Linked DNA regions of Homo sapiens: region 1 is linked to region 2. A link is a contact called in ENCODE Hi-C or POLR2A ChIA-PET data. All regions are on one chromosome and are shown on one strand. The core of a region is the stretch at or near the end of the contact, and the rest is flanking DNA. Distances in the headings are between cores, read along the strand shown. Region 1 overlaps TMEM178B (transmembrane protein 178B). Region 2 overlaps AGK-DT (AGK divergent transcript).

Region 1 (4,563 bases), core at 1,498-3,997, 170 kb before region 2:
CCTCCCACAACACATGGGAATTATGGGAGCTACAATTCAAGATGAGATTTGGGTGGGAACACAGCCAAACCATATCATCACCCCACTCTGACAACTGACTTATATTTATTTCATAAATTTAGCTTTGTGCCATGCTTTACCTGCATAGAAGCCACATGACCATGCCTTTCTTACTAACAAAATCCTGATTCTGTTCAGATAAGGATAGGGAAGGGAAGATAGGGATGGCAGGTTCTTCCTGCAGCCTTGGGGAATGAGTCATAGTTGATATGAGCCAGCCATGGTAATCCCATTCTGCTCTCATAGAAACTCCTTTTCTTGGCCTCCATGCATCAAAGGATATTTGTAGGTATTCTCTTATTGCAGCTAATAAGAGGAAAGAAGATGTCTTCTGGAGGCTTCCAGAAAGGATTTTGATTCCAAATCTAAGGCCAGGCTTTCACAAAGAGTAAGCCTTTTTTCCTCGCTCATTCCTTCCTGCTTGGCATGCTAGTGCACAGGCAGGATGTCTGCAGTGGCTGTAGCTGTCTGACAAGTATGACGGAGTGGTCAAGAGAAACACAGAATGCTGACCCAGCAGCCTAATGTTTCTTTGCCCTCACTAACTCTGTAGGAATCCATTTCCAGAGTTAGCGTTATGTAGGATAAAGAAACAACTTCTCATAAATCAGATTTTCTGATACTTGCAGCCAAACACATTCTTAACTGATTTGGGCTTAAAATAAAACAGTGTTTTAACTGTGATTTCCATCTGGGATTTAGGTTGGAATCAAGTTCTACGTTTTGGTTTATAGGTGTACTGATAAGTAAGAATCAAACATTTTAGAGGACATTTTTAGGAACAAAATACCATCCAATACTCCATGGTGGAAGAAAAAAAAAAGTGATTTGGTAATTCTTGGGAGCTGTAAGACCAGTCAGCAAAGAGAACATTAATCACTGGGCCACTCAGCCAGAAGAGGCCTCCAAGAAGGGAACAATCAATGAATAGGTCTTCTCTGGGCAGACAGAAGAAAAGGTCAAAAGCATTAAGCCAGGAAAGGTAGGGGCATCTCATGTACATTTTCCAGGACTGTGTGTCAGAATAATAACTGTTTCAAGGGAAGCAGTCTGGTATTTCAAGAGAGGCCAGTCTCAAACACTGGCTTGGGAATGTCCTGCCACTGGCTGGTGGTCCTTGCTCCTTTACTGGAGTTGTATCAGAAGCAAGTATCACAGGGCCATTTGTCTTCACCATCCCTCTAGGCTTTAGGGTGGGGAAGCAGGAAGTAGACAAGCAACCCAAATGGAGCACCAAGTAATTTGAAGAATGTCCTGTAAAACCAGTACTAAAAAAAAAATCTTTGAAATGGAAAAATCTTCAATTTCTCTATGTCCAAGCACAGTTGGGGGAGAGGAGAATGAGAGGTCCTGGTTTGGTAAGATGTGTATTGTTTGATGTACACACTTTACATGTTTAAAAGATTAGTTGCCAACATTTAAAAATCAGGAGATTTTACATAAAAATCTATGTTTCTGATCTCTTTTTAAAAATTAGCCATCCTGGCAATATTAGGCCTGCATGACATGACATCCTGGCAATATTTCTGCATGACACAGTGGTCAGAGCAGAGTAACCCTTGTCCCGTTTTAGCCTCATGTGTTCTCTCTAGTTTGCCACCATCACCCTCTCTTGATTGTCTCCATGACACCGAGGCTGAGTGTTAGTTTATCTATCATCACTCTTGCAATGTTATTTTTCTCATAATTGAGACTGTCTCTCTCAAGAGTAGGAAAACAAAAGAAAAGATAGAGTAGGCTGCATGTTTCTTACACCCAGCCCACTTCATCATTAAAATTAGCTGCCTACCAGCACCTGTAGGCCTTAGAATTTGCAAACCCTACTATAACTGTACTACAGACCACAAATGGAAATTTGTCTTTGTGACACTTTCAAACTCACCCTTCTTGGAAAAGGGAAGGTGATAAGGTTGATTTTTCTTACAAGGCAAAACATCTTTAGTGCGTGGCAATGGCTAAATTAATTCAGCTTTCCAGACCCCTTTCCTCTAAGACAGCTAGTCTGACAAATGCCATTGCTAATTAGCGCATCGAGTCATGGCAGAGAATTCTGGAGGTCACAATTAGTGCTTTTCAACAGGCCCCACAGATTAAGATATGATTTGCAATCTTCGTCTGGCACTGAGGAAGTCCTGGGTGTCAGCAGTAGGCCCTTTACTTTGTATTGGCAGAGGGTGCCCCACCAGGGCCATTTGCTGGGACAAAAATCACTCAATTCCAATGCAAGAAAATAAACATATGGCACCATAGTCATGACAAAGTGGACCTGTTTTGGCTTTGAAGTGTACAGACAAGTTGCCTGCAGCCTGATCATCTCTCATGCTTCATAGTAAAATGCTGTCCCCATGGTGCCTATAAAACCGCTGCTTTCCTCTTTGATTCTCTCCTAAGCAAGAAAGCATAACACATGCACTTTTTTTTTTAAAAAAAAGACCTATTAATTGGTCAGACAATTAATATATCCACTAAAAGAAAAGTGCTCTGTGGAACAAGGAGGACTAGATAATTTTATGATGAAAGTGTCAAATCTAAGAATCATCACTCTGTGGGGGCATTTGGTGCTTTGAGGTCAGCATCATAACTTTGCTGGCATTCTGGCTGAAGGACTGGCTTAGGGCCTGGAATCTGGACATCCATGACTAATTGGGAAAGCATCTGTGAGTTCCCCCACCTCAGCTGGGCAGAGATGCAATGAGCAGTTTGAAAGTTACAGGAGAAGTGGAAAGGAAACCACCCGGGCTGTAGCCATTTCTCCTGGAGCGACAGAGACACTCAGGGGTCAGTGCATGTCATCCAGATACAGCACACCTCTGGCTGGCCATCTGGAAAAGTGCTCATGAGGTCAGATATGGCCGGAACCATGGCAAAGGGAAATTGTTTGAGCAGGTATAGCAAAGGCTGGGAAGATAAAGACGGGTCTGTCCTCTGGAGACAGAGCAGGCCGAGAGCTCCCATGCCAGTGGATTCTGGAAAATTGGCAAGGCGGAAAATTTAAAGGAGACAAAAATCATCGGAAAAGTCCCAAGGGCCCTAACACCAAATAGCTCATTAATGCTTGGAAAAAAGAGCGAGCGAGTGTTAATGTGAGTCAGCATGTTGTGACTTGTGAATGGGACTGGCACAAACCTTCGGGATTCGCCTTTGCTGGGTTAGTAAACAGTTAAGAATTCCTTTAGGATCTTGCTGTTGAGAGCCAAAATATTTTGAGCAAAATACATCACACATCACTTTCTTCCCTGAGTCTATTGCACATATCTTTTGGGTGTCAGTTTCTCAAGATATCGTAACTTAGTTCACAGAGTGCTTCCACACGTGGCCTTGTAGGACCCTCCCAGTAAGTAACCTTCTGGAGTTGACGGAAGTATTTTAATTTTCACGTGAGAGAAATTGAAGATCAGTGAAGTGATTGGCCAGGGTCAGGCTCATGGGTGGGAGACCAGGACTTGAACGCAATTCTCTGATTCTAACTGCAGTGCTATTTCTGCTCTCTGAGGCTGAATGTTTTCCTGAGATGAGGTTGGTGTGTCACGAAGAATTATCCCCTTCTGTCCTTCGTTTATCTTCAGAAGTGGAAAACAGAGAGTTCTGTGGAAGTTAGGTCTCTTGTAGTTGCTCATTTGAAACAAAGTGCTGTTTTGAATAAAGATAAGCCTGGACACACAGGAGATGTGCTCAACCTTCCTGAGGCTATTCTCAAAGTTAAGTAGAGGACCCTTTCAGCCCAGGAGGTTGAGGCTGTAGTGAGCCGTGATTGCGCCACTGCACTTCAGCCTAAGCAACAAAGTGAGACCCTGTTTCTAAAAAATAAATAAATAAAATAATAAAAAAGAAATAAGAATATTTAAAAATGAAAATAAAAAATAAAAATATTAAATATTAAAGAATTTAAAATTGAAAAAAAAATAAAGGTTAAGAAGGCTTCATACATCACCTTGACTTACTCCTAATATCTGTTTAGGCTTTTCTCACCCATGAATGTATCTATACTATGTTTAGGTGTAGTTACAGCTTTCCATCTTCTAGAAGTAATAGATTTATGTGTTTTCTGCCTACAACAAAAAATGTGGCCTCTTTTCACTTGTCCTATGACTAACTCCTTCAAATGCTACTTTGCAAAGTGAGCAGTTCCCCTTTCCTGCCCTAAAATAATTTCCCAGTAGCTGTATCATTTTAGTTCAGTTAGAGATGCGTTCAATTGTACTGTGCTTCTGGGCTATACTCCCTTTCAAAGAAAATACCTCTCCCAGATATTTGTTCCCAAGTATTAGGAACACATTAAAAAGTTGGGGCTGGGCACGGTGGCTCACGCCTGTAATCCCAGCACTTTGGGAGGCCAAGGTGGGCGGATCCTGAGGTCAGGAGATCGAGACCATCCTGGCTAACACGGTGAAACCCCGTCTCTACCCAAAATACAAAAAATTAGCCGGGCATGGTGGCACGTGCCTGTAGTCCCAGCTACTCGGGAGGCTGAGGCAGGAGAATTGCTTGAACCCAGGAGGGAGA
Region 2 (4,576 bases), core at 29-2,528:
TGCACACCACCACACCTGGCTAATTTTTGTATTTTTAGTAGAAATGGGGATTTCACCATGTTGGCCAGGCTGGTCTTGAACTCCTGACCTCAAGTGATCTGCGTGTCTCAGCCTCCCAAAGTGCTGGGATTACAGGCATGAGCCACAGCACCCAGTCACCTCCATGTCTTTTAATTGATAGGTTGATAGCTCATTTCTTTTCATTGCTGAGTAATATTCCAATTTATAAGTGTATTCCCAACAGACTTTTTACTTAAAAAAAAATGACCAAAGACTACATTGCCTTAGAGTTCAATTAAAATAGTATCAAGAGCTATGCGAAAGAGAAAAAAAAAGGTGAAGAATGGAAGATGGATATGGGAGGATGGACGGAGGCTATAGGCCCTCATGCAGATGTTGTGTTTTGGAGGAGGGAGGGATTCTGGGCTGGTTGTAAATATAAGAAACACAATATATCCACTCTATCCCATCCTTGAAATACAGCTTAGCTGCCAGCAGCCTGATCCCCTAAGTGCAGAGCCTGAGCAGTCACCCTAATGCACCGTACCTGGGTTCGGTACTAATGGCAGATCGAGAAAGAAATGCTAAAGTTATGTGTCTCTCAAACCACAGCACTACTAGCTGTATGCCTGATCCATAAGAGCATGCAATAGGCTGGGTGTGGTGGCTCACGCCTGTAATCCTAGCACTTTGGGAGGCCGAGGCAGGCAGATCACCTGAGGTCAAGAGTTCGAGACCAGCCTGGCCAACATGGTGAAACCCTGTCTCTACTAAAAATCCAAAATTAGCTGGGCGTGATGGCGCGTGCCTGTAATCCCAGCTATCCAGGAGGCTGAAGCAGTGAACCTGGGAGGCGAAGGTTGCAGTGAGCCGAGATCGCACCATTGCACTCCAGCCTGGGTGACGACAGCGAAACTCCGTCTCAAAAAAAAAAAAAAAAAAAAAAAAAAAAAAAAAAAAAAAAAAAAAAAAAGCATGCAGTAGATGCTTGAATGAATGGTTGAAGAAGCACAGGATAGGCCGCCAGACTTGGGGACTGAGGGAAGGTGGAGGGAGGAGGCAGAAAGTGAGGGTCATTAATGATCTTTTCATAAGGCCTTTGAGAGACTATTGCCAGGCCCCAGACCCCCTTTACAAACTGCTGAGCACTGCAGGGGGACTATTTGCGTCAGACTCAAGCCAAGACATCTCCAAGATCCCTGACAATAAAGCAAACACTAGGCTGGCGCTGGCTAATAGAGGAACCCAGAGGGAAAAACGCTTTTCTGTTTATGGACAATTCTCCTTCTACAGCCGGATCTTCAGCGCCACCTAGTGGTGTGCTCTTCAGGCTGGCTGCACTACCAAAGCAACCGACTAAGATTCAAATGCCTTGGTTTAAAGCTGCAAGGATTAAAACTTTCCTCTTAAGGTCTAAGATAAGAGACTATGTGGGCATAATGAGCAAATTGAGAGCTTTAGGATTCACATCAGAGAATTCTAAGTCACAAAACTTAATCTCAGCAATTACATACACAGTTAGTAGTAGGATTTTGTAGTTGCCCATACCGTTTTGCAGTTTTGGACATTGAGTAGTTTTGGACAATGAGGCCAAGATCAAAAGTTAAAGCCGTGCAAAGGAAATGCAGCACCAAGAAGGGAAAAAGAGAATCTGATCCAGCCCCTGCCGCCAGGCAGGGGAAGTGTTATTTCCATTTCATATTTAAAGCAAGTAAAACCCTACGAAATGTCCAAGGTCAAATGTCCAATATATGAGGCAAGAACTTGAATTGTGTGGAGTGTGCCTTTTCTTTTGCTATGCTGCTTCAAAGTACCCCTTTTCTTTCAATATTTGCTTTGTTTTGCTACAATTGCACTGATATTCTCCTACCAATGGATCAATAAGCTTCATTTCTATTCTAAACTCACAAACTACAGTGTTCCCCTAAAGGCTTGGGTCATTCTGTCTGTCTCATGCAGGAACTAGAATTCCCTAGAATGTTCATAATGTGAATGGCAATTCATGTGTTATATATACATTAAATATCTTATGTATAATGTTAACTCATATTCCTTTTACTTGTTAACTGACCTTAAATTAGGTCAGTTTCTATATGTAATACTGTAAATATTAATTAGATTGCAGTTAATTTGTTGATAATTCATGGTGATTATATTAGTTATACAATTCACAATGAAATTTTAAAATCTGCCTTTTCTTTAAGAGAATGTGGTTTGGAATTAAATGGAGAACTTACATTTATTCAGCATCAGATATTGACTAGGTGATTTTACATATACTAATTTAATCTTTATGATTAACACTATGAGGTAAGTCAAATAATTATCTTTATATAGATGAAGAAAGAAAGACAGAAATTGTAAATAACCACCCCTAGATAGACACTAAACAGAAGAGCTGGAAATTGAAAGTGGACTTTCTGTCTTGAAGTCAAGTAGTATTTCTACCAGACCTCTTGAATCCACTAGACTCGAAGTCCAGAAGTCTGAGTTTTATTTCCAACTTAAATACCACATACAATGCTGTGTACTATAATATCCTTTTGAAAATTCACTATGCTCATTTGTATATCCACAGTCCTATTGAATTCTAATATAAACATACATGTTTAGCAACACTCATGGAATTATTGTTCTTTCTCGGGGTTTTTTTTTTTGAGTGTGTACGTATATCTATTAACTCTCCTCTGAAATAGTGCTCTATAAAGCACACAGTGATTAGTGCTGGTCTGGAAGATAATATGCTGGAGAGCCTGATTGGAGCGATCTGGACTAGAGAGATAGCTGTGAACTGAATGAGGATTCAGTCTTCCAAAATAGTCCTTGGGCACACTTGCCAAAAACAGCTCACAGCATAATTTTGTTTTAAAATACTTGTTTGTAACCTTGCTTGTTTAAGAAAGAATTAATGTAGGAGAACAGGATTTCAGTGGCATAATGGTTATCACCAGGGCTCTCAATGAGAATGTAAAACGTATCTATGGCCTCCTCTCTCTTCCTTTCTTTGACATCTCTCTCCTCTTCTTGGATTGCTTCCCGCTCTGCTGGCTCATCTTAACCTGCCCCTCCCAGGGCTTACTGGGTTTCAACGTTACCTCTCACACCTCTTCCGAGTTCCTCAGTGCTTGTCAGTTTGATGTTAGGAAAACAATCTAACCAAATTGATATTCATTATATTATGAGTCCTTTGTGCTTCAGGAGTATTTGTGATGGGAATAATTAAGCCTCCTTTAACTGGAAAATTTCAAATAGCTTCAGGGAGGTTTGGGAGAAAGAGCGTCAATGACTGTCTGAGTCTGTAACCCCAAGCTTGTCTGTTCCATTTTCCTGTGTCACATAGCCTCTGCCAGTGGATTCAGTGCTATTTATACTGGGACTCTCATCCCAGTCCTAAATCTAGCATAGGAGCAGACAGATAGATGCCAAAAAAATACAGCAACGATTCATGATAAAAACTCCCAGAAAACTAGAAATGCAAGAAACTTCCTTAACCTGATGAAGAGCACCTATGAAAAATATATAGCTAAGATAACTCTTAACGGTGAGATTCAGAATGCTTTTCTCCCCAAATCAGGAACTAGACAAGAATATCTACTCTCACCAATTCTATGCAATAGTCCCCTTAAATACTAATTGATAATATAAAGAAATAAAGAGATAAAAAATATTGAGATTGAAAAGCAAAAAGTAAAACTGCCCTTATTTGCATATGACATGATTGCATACATGGAAAATCCTAACAACTACAAAATGTACTATACCAAGGAAGTGTATTTAGTAAAGTTACAGTATCCATTTTTTACATGAATGTAAAAAAAAAAAAAAAAGTATATCTAGGCTGGGAGCCATAGCTCATGCCTATAATCCCAGCACTTTGGGAGGCTGAGGTGGGCAGATCACCTGAGGTCGGGAGTTCGAGACAAGCCTGACCAACATGGAGAAATCCTGTCTCTACTAAAAATACAAAATTAGCCGGGCGTGGTGGTGCATGCCTGTAATCCCAGCTACTCGGGAGGCTAAGGCAGGAGAATCACTTGAACCCAGGAGGTGGAGGTTGCTGTGAGCCGAGATCGTGCAATTGCACTGCAGCCTGGGCAACAAGAGTGAAACTGTCTCAAAAAAAAAAAAAAAAGTAATCTAGGCCGGTCAAAGTGGCTCATGCCTATAATCCCAGCACTCTGGGAGGCCAAAGTGGGTGGATCACCTGAAGTCAGGAGTTCGAGACCAGCCTGGCCAACATGGTGAAACCCTGTCTCTACTAAATTTACAAAAAATTAGCTGGGCATAGTGGTAGGCGCCGGTAATCCCAGCTACTCGGGAGGCTGAGGCAGGAGAATCGCTTGAACCCAGGAGGTGGAGGTTGCAGTGAGCCGAGATTGCGCCATTAGTGAAACTCCATCTCAAAAAAAAAAAAATGTATATCTATATTCTAGTAATCAACAATTGGAAATGGAAATTTAAACAATACCATGTATAACAGTACTAAACAGTGGAAAACACTGAAATATATTTAACAAAATATGGTGCAAGACATGTACACTTAAACTTAAGAAACATTACTAAGAAAAATGAAATA

The links. Hi-C counts contacts between places; a loop is a spot of excess contacts on that map. ChIA-PET counts read pairs that join two places held with the same protein, here RNA polymerase II (POLR2A). Pooled maps may share reads with other maps.
Region 1: a map of Right ventricle myocardium inferior shows a loop between it and region 2 (4-fold over the local background). The contact joins two enhancer-like sites. A Hi-C loop is called at or near these places in 2 of 168 maps with a recorded cell type or tissue (Right ventricle myocardium inferior and heart left ventricle) and 8 of 50 pooled maps. POLR2A ChIA-PET finds 5 or more read pairs at or near these places in 1 of 52 experiments (WTC11).

The regions. Positions count from the first base shown.
Region 1 is chr7:141,360,032-141,364,594 of GRCh38, forward strand. All of the region lies in intron 2 of TMEM178B (transmembrane protein 178B), which reads left to right. Among named protein-coding and RNA genes, the nearest start is that of AGK-DT, 190 kb to the right of the region's middle. RefSeq lists an enhancer at 3,206-3,995. Within about 2 kb of position 2,748, at least 2 of the 41 ENCODE cell types and tissues checked have a DNase peak (open chromatin) inside an H3K27ac peak, as active enhancers do.
Region 2 is chr7:141,532,198-141,536,773 of GRCh38, forward strand. All of the region lies in intron 1 of AGK-DT (AGK divergent transcript), which reads right to left. Among named protein-coding and RNA genes, the nearest start is that of AGK-DT, 17 kb to the right of the region's middle. Within about 2 kb of position 1,279, at least 2 of the 41 ENCODE cell types and tissues checked have a DNase peak (open chromatin) inside an H3K27ac peak, as active enhancers do.